Linked DNA regions of Homo sapiens: region 2 is linked to region 1. The links are chromatin loops, found by intact Hi-C in ENCODE. Cell type or tissue: ascending aorta. All regions are shown on one strand. Links, peaks and the distances in the headings refer to the core of each region. The heading gives the core; the rest is flanking DNA.

Region 1 (8,814 bases), core at 1,665-6,664:
CACAAGATCTGATGGTTTTATAAGGGGCTTTTCCCCCTTTGCTCAGCACTTCTCCTTCCCGCTGCCATGTGAAGAAAGACGTGTTTGCTTCCCCTTCCACCATGATTGTAAGTTTCCTGAGGCCTCCCCAGCCATGCTGAACTGTGAGTCAATTAAACCTCTTTCCTGTATAAATTATCGCAGCCTCAGGTATGTCTTTATTGGCAGTGCAAGAATGGACTAACACACACATGAAGCTACTACTACCCACTTCCACATAAAAATCCCTGCTGCAATTGGGGCTACTGTCTGCCAAGGTCTGTCTGGTTTATGTAGGGGCCATGCGTTTCATTTGCCAGTAAATTAAAGAACATAAAAGGGGCTACCACCCAGGCATCCTTTGGATCTTTAAGGGTGGCACTAACTTCTGCAATTCCCTTGGTGTGTGAAATTGCTTTAGGTGTACTATATTGCGGTGGAGGCAGTTTCAGAGACTTCCACCTGGGCTTCCCACTGTATGATAGCTTTTACTGCACAGGTGAAAAACTCCAAATGAGTATTCTGACAACTACCAAGTATGTCCACTCCTATCATGCATTCAGAGACTGGGGAACTGGACACTTTGTCAATCCATGGGCTCCAGGTGAGTTGGACACGAGCCAGGATTCCACCATTGCTTGGCCTCCCATATACCCCTACTCTGCTAGAGTGGCCATGATGGGGCTTCAAGTCTTTGGCTGTCAATATCAAGGAAGACTTTAGGTTCAACAGTTCTCAAAATGTCAAGGTATATCCATTTCTTCAGAATATAGTTGCCTGTGTAAATGGCTGTAGATCCCTTTGAGAAGGAACGAGGAAGAATCATTAATATATCCACTTGCTGTGGTGTTATAGTGATCCATCCTTATGGGGACCAAGCCACTCCATTAGTCAATGAATTTTGGGTCTGAAAATTGGCTTAGGTCTGGAATCTAAACTGGAGACAGTGACATTTTAATTTCTGTATTCAACCTCCTGATTATCCATTCTTGATTTCTTTTGTAGTTTAGATGGAATGATACCCTTATTGTCTGCCCACTTATCTTGCCCTGGGAATACCATGCACTGTTAACCATATTCATAGCTCTTGGTGGCTCAGGCTCTTAAGATTGCCATTCCACAGTGTGGGTCATTATCATAATTGCACCCACCTGGCTTCTGAAGCTTCAGTGCCACCACCTGGCTTCCATTATTACAACAGCTTTCTGGGATCCCAGTTCTGTAAAGCTTCTCCTATCCTCAGCCCTGAACTCCAGCGAAGAACATCACTGAACTCCACAACTCTGGCTGGCATCCTCTCACTAGTATATTCCTTATGGGTCTGGCAAACTGCTTCCTTGGCATTCCCACAGAATATAGCCAGTTGGTGAACTTTTTGGCCTTACATTGTATATCCTGCCACTGCAGCCTGCCTGCTACCATGAGCCTCTTGATCCCCTTGCTCAACTTTGTACCGTGGAGTTGTGGAATTTCAAATAAAGTGAGCGTGAGCCATCATTTTCCCAAAGTTTTCAAAGCCAGCCTAGCAATGCATTAGCATCATCTTCAGTGGATCCTGCCAGTGTTAAATCCTGTGTTAAGGAAGAGGGCTGCCATATTGATAAATTCTTTATTGTATTGAATATTGTCTATGATATTCAATTCCCCTTAATTCAGCACACCCAGAATCCAGTTCCGTAATTTCTCCCCAGAGACTCTGGCATATGGGAACTGTATCCTGTGTCTCATTTGGTCTAAGTCCTTTTTCTCCCCTCGCAGGCCCAATGCTCACACAACTCAGCTGTGTTGTCACTTGACCCTACTTATTGGTCTGGCTGACAGGGGACAGGGAGCTACATCCAGAGGTGGGCATGTGTTTTTTTTTTTTTTTTTTTAAGGTCTCAGCTCATCTTCAAGGTGGTGGGTACTAGTCTTGAAAAAGGAAGAGTGGGCCCAGTTCTGCAGGTTTGGAGTCCTGTTTTCTAGCAGAGAATAGGTAGCTTTTGAAGGGTATTCAAAAGCTGAGATGTCTTTGTCTGAGATATGGGGCCCGGACCCCTGGCAGAACAAGACATTGTGTGATACTTCATATGATAAGTCGTTCCTTAATTCTTTGGTCATTTCTGGGAACAGCATGAAGCTATATTTTTGACCTTTTGAAGCAACAGCAGGGAAAGTTGTTACTTGTATTACCTTACGCTTTCAGTGTTTCACATCCCTTTTCATTCTTCTCATGATATCACTTCCTATCACATGCCAAATACATCCTAAGTACTTCTGTGTCCATCTGTTTCTGTGGAACCCCAGAGCAGTCATAAAACATATTTAAAAATCGTTGTTTATTAGGCTCCAGAGTGTTTGGAAATCTGTTTCCTAAATATATTTATTCACACAAGTTCCTCCTTTGGTTACAGATATTTTGTTAGATTTGTGTTTGAGGAGTGGGTGAAAAGAAGGGGAGTGGTAGCAGGAAAGAAGGAAAGAGTATGGTTAGGTTGTGCCCAGGATCCATGAATCCTAAATGGACTGCATCCAAAATGAATTATTTCGGGGGCTTCTGCAGCTGTTTGTAAATACAGGTAGTTAAGGAAGTAGCATGATATGGTGAAAAAAGGATTTGGAATCAGAATGCCTTTACTGAAGTCCTAGTTTCTCTATGGAAAGTGGGATGACTGTAGTCAAGTCATTTGACTTCTTTCTGTTGTGGTTTCCACATTTGAAAAAATGAGAATAATAATACTACCTGCCCTGCCAATTTCAAAAAGAGCTATTTGAAATATTAATTAAGATTCTGGACATGCCTTTCCATCTGGTGGCAACCATCAGGTAAGCCAAGGTGGGTGCATACAAGTACATCCGGGAGCTATGGAGAAAGAAACTGTCTGATGTCATGCACTTTCTTCTGAGGGTCCGCTGCTCAGCTGAGTACCACCAGCTGTCTGCTTTCCACAGGGCTCCCCACCCCACCTGCCCTGATAAAAGCACGCCGACTGGGCTACAAGGCCAAGCAAGATTGTAGGATTCGTGTTCGCCGTGGTGGCTGAAAACGTCCAGTTCCGAAGGGTGTAACTTACGGCAAGCCTGTCCATCATGGTGTTAACCAGCTAAACTTTGCTCGAAGCCTTCAGTCCTTTGTAGAGGAGCGAGCTGGACGCCACTTTGGGGCTCTAAGAATCCTCAATTCTTACTGGGCTGGTGAAGGTTCCACATACAAATTTTTTGAGGTTATCCTCATCGATCCATTCCATAAAGCTATGAGAAGAAATCCTGACACCCGACGGATCACCAAAAACCAGTCCACAAGCACAGGGAGATGCGCAGGCTGACATCTGCAGGCTGAAAGAGCCGGGGCCTTGGAAGGGCCATAAGCTCCACCACACTACTGGTGGTTTCGCTGGGCAGCTACTCCCTAGCTCCGCCGTTACCGCGAATACAAGTAAAGTTTGTACAATTCATACCTAATAAACAATTTAGGACAGGAAAAAGAAAAGATTCTGGACATGAACACTTTGTAAATTTTAAGGGACCATTTAGGTTGGTGATGATCTTCCTGTTGCAATTAGCATTGAATAGTTATAAACTAAAGGCAAACTATTCCTAAAGGGTGAATTTGCCACTTGAAGTGATGGTTTCTTTCCTATAAAATTTCTTGCGTTTTATTTTTTAATATTTCAAACTAAATAAATATTGTCAAATGAAACCTGGAAATATTTTATGTTTTAAATTAATAATCATTTCTAGTTTCATACCATGAATATTGAAAAAAAGTTTTTATATCCTCAAAAAAAAAAATCTACAGGGTATAACCACAGAGAAGGCAAACTGGTTTTTCCTATGCTCCTAAGCACATTCTACCCAGAGGGATAGCTGTATAAGTTTGTAGACATATCTGAGGATCCAAAGTAAACTTCTAAATATACAGAACTCCATTCAAGAAAATGATACTTTATTTTAAAGTAAAATTTGAGTTTAAAAATAAAAGTGTTTTTTAACAAGTTCCGTGCTGAGATAAACAGGCCTGCCCTCTCTCCACCTCTCCCCACTATAATTATCTTCGTTCCCCCAAAAATCACATAAGGTTTCTTTCTTGCTTAACATTACTTCTTTCTGCCTCATCCCGGCCTATTCTCACTTCCTTTGGGTCTGTTGCTCCCAGGTGACATGTAGTTTTCAGGTAATAAGCAATATTTAACTATCCTTTCTTAAGGAAGATTCTGGATATTACTTGATTCCCTTTCCTCACTTTCAATATCTCCTGTATCTGCTGTTTCTTTCTTTCCAAAAATGTATTATTATTATTATTATTATTATATAATATACATAAAGTAATTAGACCCAATAATAGTTATTATTATTAGGAATAACTATTTTGCTGATTTAAAATTACTCTTTAACTAATAGTAGAAAGAAATCCTTGAAAGATATTATCCTACTAAAGAAACAGCACGTTGAAATAATTCTCTTGGATATATAACAAGCTTGCAATGAAAAACAAGCTTATAAAAATATAATCCCTTGGCTTGCCTAGCATCCTACCTGCCCTGCCAAAGAAAAGAAAATGTGCTTACCAAATCAAATTATTCCAGTTGGTTGTTCTTCTTAACCAAATCACTGGCATAACTGCCAAATCCATTCCCTTGGGCGGCCTGCCACACACTCCTAATAGAACCAAATGGAACCAAAACACTGGACATGTTAACAAAGGTGAAACCAAGACAGAACAGGGAACTGGACAAATCCATTGTTCCCCTAAGCCCAGGGGGAAGAGGGCCCCTGCTGAGATCACCCACATTTGAGACCTATGATCCTCTGTGGGGGATGTTAGACTTTCAAAGAGGCATGTGTTTTCTTTTTGTTTGTTTGTTTGCTTGCTTTTATGAAACAGAGTTTCGCTCTTATGATCCAGGCTGGAGTGTAATGGCTCAATCTCGGCTAACTGCAAACTCCACCTCCTGGGTTCAAGCCATTTTCCCACCTCAGTCTCCCAAGTAGCTGGGATTACAGGCACCCGCCATCATGCCTGACTATTTTTTGTATTTCTAGTAGAGATGGGGTTTCACCATATTGACCAGGCTGGTCTCGAACTCCCAACCTCAGGGGATCCGCCCGCCTCGGCCTCCCAAACTGCTGGGATTACAGGTGTGAGCCACTGCGTCCGGCCACATGTGTGTTTTGGAAACAAAACATATTCAATATTGTGATAAAAGTATATAGTTGGAAAGCCAAATAAAAGTGCTTATTTTGAAATTTCAAATCATTTATTTTATTTTATTTTTTCCCAAGGAGGGCATGGATTTTGAAATATTGAGAAATGCTATCCAGATTTTTTTTTTCTTTCTACTTCTTATGAGAACTTGCCTGATGTTCTTGGCAGAGCTAAGGTCTGTATTGACGGTGTCAAAACCCATCAGAAAGTTAAAATCATGTATGCTACCAGCTTCACAGGGTGCAAGGGGGAGAAACCCAGCCTCCATAGGATCCATGGCCCAAGGCACAGAAGCTGATGGCATTTGCCTCTACCCTTCTCATCCTCAGTCTGTCTGTTTATGGAAACTGTAATTTCAATGCCCATGGTGGCACATGAAGCTCAAGTCATGTGCCTAGAGGGAGCAGAGGGAGCTCTGGATAAGTCTGGATACAAGGAGAGTTGCCATCCCAGGACAGAGTGATTTTCCACACCAATTTCCTGAGAAAGAAGAAGGAAAGAGAGGGATGAAGGGGAAGGGAAACTTGGCCACATTTATCACTGTGGGCTCATTTAAGCCTTTTGCTAAGTAAACATAGAAAAATACAGTGAAACCAGACTTCATTACTATATCCAGAAAGTATTTTACATGATTAACTGCTTTTTAGTCTCCAAATCCTGGAAGGCAGCTCTGCAGAATGCACTAATAGTTCTCAGAAAACCCATAAGAAAGTTAAAAGTACATATGTTAGTGGTGTCAGGAAATATTAATGCATACGTGTTGTAATGGTTTTTATTGTTTTTTAAAAATTATTTATTTATTTATTTTTTGAGACAGAGCCTTGCTCTGTTGCCCAGGCTGGAATGCAGTGGCACTATCTTGGCTCACCACAACCTCCACCTCCCGGGTTCAAGCGATTAACCTACTTCAGCTTCCCTCATAGCTGGGACTACAGGCATGCACCACCACACCTGGCTAATTTTTTTATTTTTAGTAGAGACAGGGTTTTACCATGTTGGCCAGGCTGGTCTGGAATTCCTGACCTCACGTGTTCCACCAGCCTTGGTCTTTCAAAGTGCTGGGATTACAGGTATGAGCCACTGCACCTGGACAAAAATTCTTTATTTTAAATATTTGTGGGTACATCATGTTGTAATGTTGGTCATTCCATACAGAGGAATAAAGATGGAAGTCTTTACCATCTTTATCAGAGTAATCATTTGGTAATTGACAAAAAGGATAAAGAATTGGCCAGTTTCTATACCTGAGATTTACTGAATATTTGAAGTTATTATTGGAATCAGTGGTGATTTCTGAGAAGTGAAGGCTAAAGATTTTATGGTCCCTGCATTCTCTACTCAAAAACAGAGCACTTGCTTTACGCAGACTTGTCTTTCAAAGACCCTGAGGATCCCCAGCTTGAGAAAGTACAGATTTGAGGGCGGAAGTCTCCCTAGCCGAGGCCACAATCATATCTATGCACACAATAGCCTAGACTCTGATTTCAGAAACAAAGTTACTAGGTTCCACAGTCCCGCCATTAACCAGCAGATGCTGAAATTACATAATTACTATATTAGGAATGCCTTTGCTTGGCCTAACACTTTACTATAAAATGCAAATATACTTAAGAGGGATGATAGAATATATTTCATCTAGTATTTGTATTTTAATGGAAAGAAGTTTATGACAACTCAGGAGCCAGTTCTGATAAGCACAGGGAGACAGGATGAGGGCACTGAGCATCTGAAATGACTGTGACGTAAGAGGGCACACACAGAGGGCCCCGTGGACTATGGAATCATTTTGCTCATTTATTCCCCAGCCTTACTTTATTGCACTCTAGCCCTGACAGCATTCTTCTCTTGGGATAGCATAAGTTATCTGGATAAAAGAAAGAGACAGAAACTTGTAAAACAAAACAAAACAAAACAAAAGGTAAACCAAGACTCCCCATGTGATGAGGCAAGTGGAACAAGCTGGAACATCCCTTGGCCAATAGAGAATAAAGAAAACCCACAATAGGAAGGGTGTGGTGGCTCATGCCTGTAATCCCAACACGTTGGGAGGCCAAGACGGGAGGATCACTTAAGGCCAGGAATTCAAGTCATTTCAGATGCTCAGTGCCCTCATCCTCTCTCCTTGTGCTTATCAGAACTAGCTCCTGAGTTGTCATAAACTTCTCTCCGTTAAAATACAAATACTAGATGAAATATATTCTATTGTCCCTCTTAAGATTATTTGCATTTTATAGTAAAGTGTTAGGCCAAGCAAAGGCATTCCTAATATAGTAATTATGTAATTATGTAAAACATGGCGAGACTTCATCTCTATTTTTAAAAAGAGAGAGAGGAATAGAAAACCAAATACCACATGTTCTCACTTATAAGTGGGAATTAAATGATGAAAACACATGGACACATAGAGGGAACAACAAACATGGTGATCTTTCAGAGGGTGGAGGGTGGGAGGAGGGAGAGACTCAGGACAAATAACTAATGGGTTCTAGGATTCATACCTGGGTGATGAAATAATCTGTACACCAAACCCCATGATACAGTTTACCTATGTAACAAACCCGTACTTGTACCCCTGAACTTAAAATGAAAGTTAAAAGAAATAAAAAATTAAAGTAAAAAATAGAGAGAAGGGGACCAAGGAGAAAACCCACAATAAGTGGCTAGGCACCCCTGAAGAAAGGTGGTACAGAAAGCACCTAAGAACACACACAACCTTTGTATGAAATGATGTTACCTATTCCCAAGGAATTCAGGCAGCCCTGATTTCTGCCACGTCCCAGCATTCTCTCTGCCCCTACCCTCCTAAGCCTGTCTTGTCCACACCCTTCCACCACACAGTGTGCTCTGCCCCAGTGACCCTTGAGTTCCTGGGCCATCCTCCTGGGGCACTGCTTTCAGGAAACTGTGCTCTTATTTAGTATCAGCATGGGGGTTACCCAGAAGACCTAACCAGGACTAACAGGTCAGAAATAGGCTGAATCTCACCAGGTCCTTCAAATTCTCACGGTTCTTCAATCTTCCCACCCCATGTCTACCAGCACCATCAAGGCTCGTATGCCCATTTCTTATGGGTGTCCGTCCATGACTTAGACAGATAGAAATTGGGAGCCTACTACATGGCCAGCCCTGGGAATGTAGGTGGGACCAAACAAGACACAAACCCTTGTCTTCCTGGTATTATAGTTTAGTGGGAAATACAGGCAGTAAGTAAGATAAATAAAAAGTAGTAAGCAGTAAGCTGTATGGAGAAACATTAAGCAGGGAGGGGTAGAAGACATGTTAGGGGGAGGTGATTGCAATTTTTAATTACGATGGTTAGGGGAAGTCTCACGGAGAAGGCGACATTCCAGTAAAGACCTGAAGGAGGTGAGGAAGGATATCTGGGGGAGAGTATTACAGGAAAAGGGACCAGCAAGTGCATAGCTGAGGCCAGAACATGCCTGGCCTGTCTGAAAAATGCCCAGAAGGTATATATGGTTGGAGCACAGTTAGTGGGGAGGAGATGAGAGCAGATGAGGTGGAAGAGGTAAAGTGGCTAGGCCACAGAGGCCATTGTGAGTGAGATGGGTGACAATTCTCACCATCATCTCCCTACTATGGCAAAACCCACA
Region 2 (6,726 bases), core at 1-5,000, 130 kb before region 1:
TGAATCAAGTGGGAAGACTCACTCTACCCAATTTCAAGACTTACTTTGCCGACACAGTAAACAGGTTACATGGTACTGATGGAGGGACAGTGACATAAATCAATAGAACAGGATAAAGAACCCAGAAGTACACCTAAGAAAATACACTGAACTGAGTCTTAACAAAGGTCAAAAAGCATTGCAATGGAGGAAAGATAGCCTTTTCAATATACGGTCCTGCAGCTATTGTATATTCATAAGTAAAAATGTGAACCTTGACCTAAATCTCACACATTATATAAAAATTAACTCAAATTTTTGAATCATAGATTTTAAAGTAAAATGTAAACTATAAAACTTTAGAAGAAATCATAGACAAACATTTTCAGGACCTGGGGTTTGACGAAGAGTTCTTAGACATGACACCAAAAGCATGCTTCATAAAAGAAAAAAAAAATGATAAATTAAACTTCATCCAAATTAAAAGTGTTTGTCCTGCAGAAGACCCAGTAAAGATGTGAAAATACAAGCCGCAGACTAAGAGGAAATATTTGCAAACCACATATCTGATAAAGGAGTCATGTCTAGAATTCATAAACACTCTCAATCTGCAACAGTAAAAAGTTAAACTATTCACTTAGAAAATGGCAAAAGACGTGATGAAGTATTTCACCAGAAAGCATACATAAATGTCAAATAAGCACATGAAAACATATGCAACACCTAATCCAATTGTGAAATGCAAATTAGGATCACTATGAGCTATCACTGCATGCCTATTAAATCAAATCAATGAAAAATAATGACAATAATGAAAAATAATGCCTGTAAGAATATGGAAACACTAGATGTTTCACACATCGCGGGTGGTGATGTTAAGTGTTATGGCCACTCTGAAAAACTGTTTGGCAGTTTCTCAAAAAGAAATAAACATTCACTTACTAATCAACCTAGCAATCATCCTCCTGGACATTTAACTCAGAGAAATGCAACTTTAAGTCCATAAAAGAACCTGCATATAGTTGTTCATAGCAGTGTTATATGTAACAGATAAGAACTGGAAATAACTGAAAATGTCCTACAATAGGTGAGTGATTCAGCAAACTGTGTACCTCCAAACTAGAAATATAACTCGGCAGTAAAAAAGCAATAAACTATTGATACACAGCAACTTGGCTTGATTACAGGAAAGTGCACTAATTGGGGGGAATAAAGCCAATCTCAAAGGGTCACATACTGAATGATTTCATTTATATAACATTGAAGCTACAAGCTATTACAGGTTACAAGCTTAGTTTATTCTCTGCATTAGATTTGCATGATTTACTTCTCTGTGTCTCTTTATTAGATGTCATCTCCAGTGCCAATGTCATCCTTTAATAGATGAACAGTTGCCAGGGTTTAACGATGCTAGAGGGAGGAGGTTAGTAGTATTGTAAAGCGGTAGCCCTGGAAGATCCCTGTGGTAATGAAATAGTTATATATCTTGATTGAAGTGGTGCTTATCAAATCTAAACATATGGTAAAAGGACATAGAATTATGCACATGCTTTTTATCATTGTCAATCAACTCCTTGGTTTTGATGATGTAATCACTGGGGAAACCAGGTAAAGGATACACAGAACCTCTGTACTATCCATCTCTGCAATTTCCTGTGAATTTGTAATTATTTCAAAATGAAAGTCTTTTTTAAAAAAAAATCCAACTCACAAGAATAGAGAGAGGATGCGCTTTGACAATTAATATATTTGTGTGCTATGCATGATCGAATTACCTCTTCTTGGTAAATTCAAAGGGCAGGAAGTCCGGGCGTGGTGGTTCATGCCTGTAATCCCAGCTACTCAGGAGACTGAGGCAGGAGAATCGCTTGAACCCAGGAGCGGGAGGTTTGCAGTGACCCGACGTGCCACTGCACTCCAGCCTGGGCAACAGAGCGAGACTCAGTCTCAAAAAAAAAAAAAAAAAAGAAATAATTAATTTAAAAAAAAGACAGGAATCCAATATATTAATTATACTCCTGCTGAATCTCTTTACTGCTTTCTTTATGCCGTAATTCTTATACTGTAGTACACAGATGGTTTCTATTACACTTACAACTCTTTACTAAATTTGATTTAATGATTTACATGTCTATATCCCTCTATCAGATATCAAACCTGGGTCCACACCAATGTCATCTTTGAAATCCCAGTGTTTGGCACAACAATGCATATTAAGAGTTAAATACAGGTTGGTGAATGAATGAGCTATAGTCAAATAAGTTGTACATTCATTTTAAGAAGTGGAAGAATTGGATTTAATCATTCCACAATGTATACACATATCGAAACTTTACATTGTACACCATAAATATATACAATCTGTCATTTGTCAATTAAAATATTTAAAAGAAATAAATGGAAGAATGTAAAAGTGAATAACTTCAGATAATAGCTATGGGAGTTTGGTGTCTTTCTAGGAAATATTTTGATGAATGAAAGCACCTACATTTTAATGACAAGAGCATCTTACTGAGAACGTTCTCTCTCTAGCTGTCCTGGTTCCTTCCCCAAACTGAACAATTCCAAGACTTGCCAGCAGGGGGAGAGCAACTCTTTAGAGATGGCCTCTAACTATATGCTACTCTGCAGCTGTAGGAGTTTCCTATGTTCAATTTTATCTGATGTATAGAGTTAACAATGTTTCTAAAGTGACAACTGTATTTATTGTTGTTGTTTTTAGTATTGCTGTGAAACATAGTCATAACAAACTTGTAAATTCTCCATCTACAATCAGGATTTACCATTTATGCTGTCAACACGTCCTCTTCTTCCTCCTCATTAAAAAAAAAAAATTGTGGTTAACCACAATTTTTAAAAAACCCACATAACATAAAATTTACCATGTTAAACACTTGTAATTATGTGGTTTAGTGGTGTTAACACATTGTTGTGCAACAGATCCCTAGAAAACAGATCTCTTGTAAAAGTGAAAATCTACACCCATTAAACAACTCTCCATTCTCCCAGCTCCTCGTAAGCACCATTCCACTTTCCATTCTAGAAATTTGAGATCTTTGGATGCCTTATATAAGTGGAATCATACATTGTCTTTCTTGTGAATGGCTGATTTTACTTAGCATAATGTCCTCAAGGTTCATCTATGTTGTAGCATATGTGAGATCTTCCTTCTTTTTTAAGGCTGAATAATATTCCATAAATATCCCACATTTTATGTATTCATTTATCTGTCAATGGCCACTTGGGTTGTCTCCACCCCCTGGCTACTGTGAACAATGCTGTGAACATGGGTATGCATCTACTACGTCCTTTGAAGTATGGAATCAATATGCACACCCAAACGACTTTTGCCCCAATTCTTTTTTTTTTTTTTTTTGAGACAGTTTCACTCTTTTTGCCCAGGCTGGAGTGCAGTGGTGTGATCTTGTCTCACTGCAACCTCCTCCTCCCAAGTTCAAGCGATTCTCCTGCCTAAGCCTCCCAAGTAGTTGGGATTACAGGCATGTGCCACCACACCCGGCTAATTTTGTATTTTTAGTACAGATGGGGTTTCTCCATGTTGGTCAGGCTGGTCTCGAACTCCCAACCTCAGATGATCCACCCACCTCGGCCTCCCAAAGTGCTGGGATTACAGGCAAGAGCCACCATGCCCAGCCTCCAATTCTTTATTTTTTTGAGACAGGGTCTCACTCTGTTGCCCAAACTGGAGTACAGTGGTATGATCATGGCTCACTGCAGCCTCAAACTGCTGGGCTCAAGGGATCCTCCCACCTCAGCCTCCTGAGTAACTGGGACTACAGGTGCACACCACTATGTATGGCTAATTTGCTTTTGTATCTTTTGTAGACATGGAGTCTTGCTTTCGGGCTTAGGCTGTGTCTCAATTATTAACTTCACAAACAACTGATGGAAAGAGGTAAAACTGGACCTATTATTCTCTGAAATGTTAGATTTATGTCAATTGTATTTCACAAAGTGTAGACCACTAGCCTCAGAATTACCTAATGTGTATTTATAAGGAAGAGCTACAGACTGTCGTGAGAGTGATGGGCAGGATTCTACCTGTCAGTAGGGTTTACTGAGTTTTATAGACAGTAATGGTAGAGAACCACAGCCTCAAGCCAAGTTTCCCCAAGCAAACCATAATTAGGTTCATCCAATCAAAGGGAGAGAGGCCAAAGTGGGTTTAAAATGACACATTGTATTATAAGAATGAGCATAGCAGAAGAGTGGCTTATACTCCCTCTTAATTAGAGAAACATCTAAACCTCCTGAAATAAACAGGAGATTCTGAATGTGACAAGCAGAGCCAGAATTGTCTCTGAACTCTGCCCCCCAGCTTTTCAGAACCCTGATTTTTCTCACTAATTCCCTCAAATATGAGGAAAAGCAAATTGACTATATAGGTTTACCTATTCCTTTTCCTGACTACTTTGGGATGGAAATCAGTTGTCTTATTTAGCTAATGCTGCATAACAAATCATATGTCGATTTATTGGCTTTTCACAATTTCCTATTTTTCACGATTCTGTGGCTTGTCTGGGCTCATATAGGTTGTTTTTCTTATGGGCTTTTCTGGGGTCACTTGTGCCGCAGCAGTCATCTGGTAGCTCTATTGGGACTGGAGAGCATAAAATGGCCTTACTCTCTCATATGAGAACTTGGTGCTGGCTGTGAGCCTGGACCTCTCTACTGGATAGTCTCTCATCATTCAAGTAGTTTAACCTGAGCTTTTTTTCATAGTGGTAGGAGCTCCATTTTCGGAACCTAAAGCAGAAGCTGCAAACCTCCTAAGGATGCCTTATAAAATGCAAAATGTCACTTCTGCCACATTCTATTTGCCAAAGCTAGTCCCAAGGCTAGCCTACATTCAGAGGATGTGGAAACAGGCTCTGCCTGTTGATGGGGGAGCAGCAAAGTCACTTTGAAAAGGAGCATGCAGAATGGAAAGATAAAACAATCGCTACAGAAAATGGTAACATGATGGGAAAACTGGTGAAACAAGGAAAGGGAAAACAAGGACAGGTACAGTGGCATGCACCTGTAGTCCCAGCTACTTGGGAGGCTGAAGCAGGAGGATTACTTGAGCACAGGAAAAAAGTAATAGAAAACAGAGTTGACAGAGATGTGTTATCTCCTCGGTAGGTGATAAATAAATGGGCCAAAGTATAAGAGCACTCAACACAGGAATTATTTATACCTCAAATGAAGAGGAACTTCATATGAGACACAATTCCGGAAGAGGAAAACAGCTCAGATACCATGGAAAGTCTGAGGACAACCTCAATCCATCTTTTCTTCTACCCCTAACTTTCATGCACGTCCCTGTGAAGAGACCACCAAACAGGCTTTGTGTGAGCAATAAAGCTTTTAATCACCTGGGTGCAGGCAGGCTGAGTCCGAAAAGAGAGTCAGCGAAGGGAGATAAGGGTGGGGCCGTTTTATAGGATTTGGGTAGGTAAAGGAAAATTACAGTCAAAGGGGGGTTGTTCTCTGGCGGGCAGGAGTGGGGGTCGCAAGGTGCTCAGTGGGGGTGCTTTTTGAGCCAGGATGAGCCAGGAAAAGGACTTTCACAAGGTAATGTCATCACTTCAGGCAAGGACCGGCCATTTACACTTCTTTTGTGGTGGAATGTCATCAGTTAAGGTGGGGCAGGGCATATTCACTTCTTTTGTGATTCTTCAGTTACTTCAGGCCATCTGGGTGTATATGTGCAAATCACAGGGGATGCGATGGCTTGGCTTGGGCTCAGAGGCCTGACATTCCTGCCTTCTTATATTAATAAGAAAAACAAAACAAAATAGTGTTGAAGTGTTGGGGCGGTGAAAATTTTTGGGGGGTGGTATGGAGAGAGAATGGGCGATGTTTCTGAGGGCTGCTTCAAGCGGGATTAGGGGCGGCGTGGGAACCTAGAGTGGGAGAGATTAAGCTGAAGGGAGGTCTTGTGGTAAGGGGTGTTATTGTGGGGTTGTTAGAAGAAACATTTGTCGTGTAGAATGATTGGTGATGGCCTAGATACGGTTTTGGATGAATTGAAAAACTAAATGGAATAACAGAAGGAGAAAAACAGGTATAAAAGGTCTAAGAATTGGGATGACTCAGGATATCTGATTAGAGAGTGCCTAAGGAGATTCAGCATAGTCCTGCCAGCAAAGATTATTTATTTACTTCAAGAGTTAAGAGTGGCAGTTTGGGGATAGCACCAGGAGATATCAGCTGTGATGGCTTGGAAGAATAGTGTAAACAAGAGCAGGGCATGTATGAGTAGTTGAGAACAGTGAATAGGAGTATGACTAGACAGAAGATAGCAGGGATGACAAGTTTTTTTGGGGCACAGTCTAAGTTGGTCTGGTGTCTGGAATGAGACTGGGCCTAATAAAAAGGAGCATCTATACAGGAGCTCAAATGGGCTGTACCCTGTAGCATTCTGAGGACAGGCCTGAATTCTGAGAAGGGAAAGTGGTAAAAGTATTGTCCAGTCCTTTTTAAGTTGGTGGCTGAGCTTGGTGAGGTGTGTTTTTAACAGACCGTTTAGTCCATTCTACTTTTCTTGAAGACGGAGGACCGTAAGGGATATAAAGGTTTCACTGAATACTAAGAGCCTGAAAAGCTGCTTGGCTGATTTGACTAATAAAGGCTGGTCTGTTATCAGACTGTATTGAGGTGGGAAGGCTAAACTGAGGAATTATGTCTGACAGAAGGGAAGAAATGACTGCGGTGGCCTTCTCAGACCCTACAAGAAAGGCC

Evidence for each region. Hi-C counts contacts between places; a loop is a spot of excess contacts. Peaks named below come from ENCODE experiments on the same cell type or tissue, not always from the same donor. Only the 100,000 strongest peaks of a DNase experiment are listed, where the experiment ranks them.
Region 2: a loop joins it to region 1, with 3 times the contacts of the local background. A loop is called at or near these places in 39 of 110 quality-filtered maps.

The regions. Positions count from the first base shown.
Region 1 is chr6:131,775,332-131,784,145 of GRCh38, reverse strand. It overlaps the pseudogene RPL15P9. Among named protein-coding and RNA genes, the nearest start is that of MIR548H5, 12 kb to the left of the region's middle. In ascending aorta, for the core only: no CTCF peak of the experiment used is centred there; DNase peaks (open chromatin) are centred at 4,635 and 5,471; H3K4me3 peaks cover 567 bases; H3K27ac peaks cover 2,173 bases.
Region 2 is chr6:131,905,984-131,912,709 of GRCh38, reverse strand. All of the region lies in intron 2 of CCN2-AS1 (CCN2 antisense RNA 1), which reads right to left. Among named protein-coding and RNA genes, the nearest start is that of CCN2-AS1, 7.4 kb to the right of the region's middle. RefSeq lists a silencer at 2,447-2,741 and enhancers at 4,778-5,304, 5,305-5,831. In ascending aorta, for the core only: a CTCF peak has its summit at 2,557 (motif pointing right); a DNase peak (open chromatin) is centred at 2,559.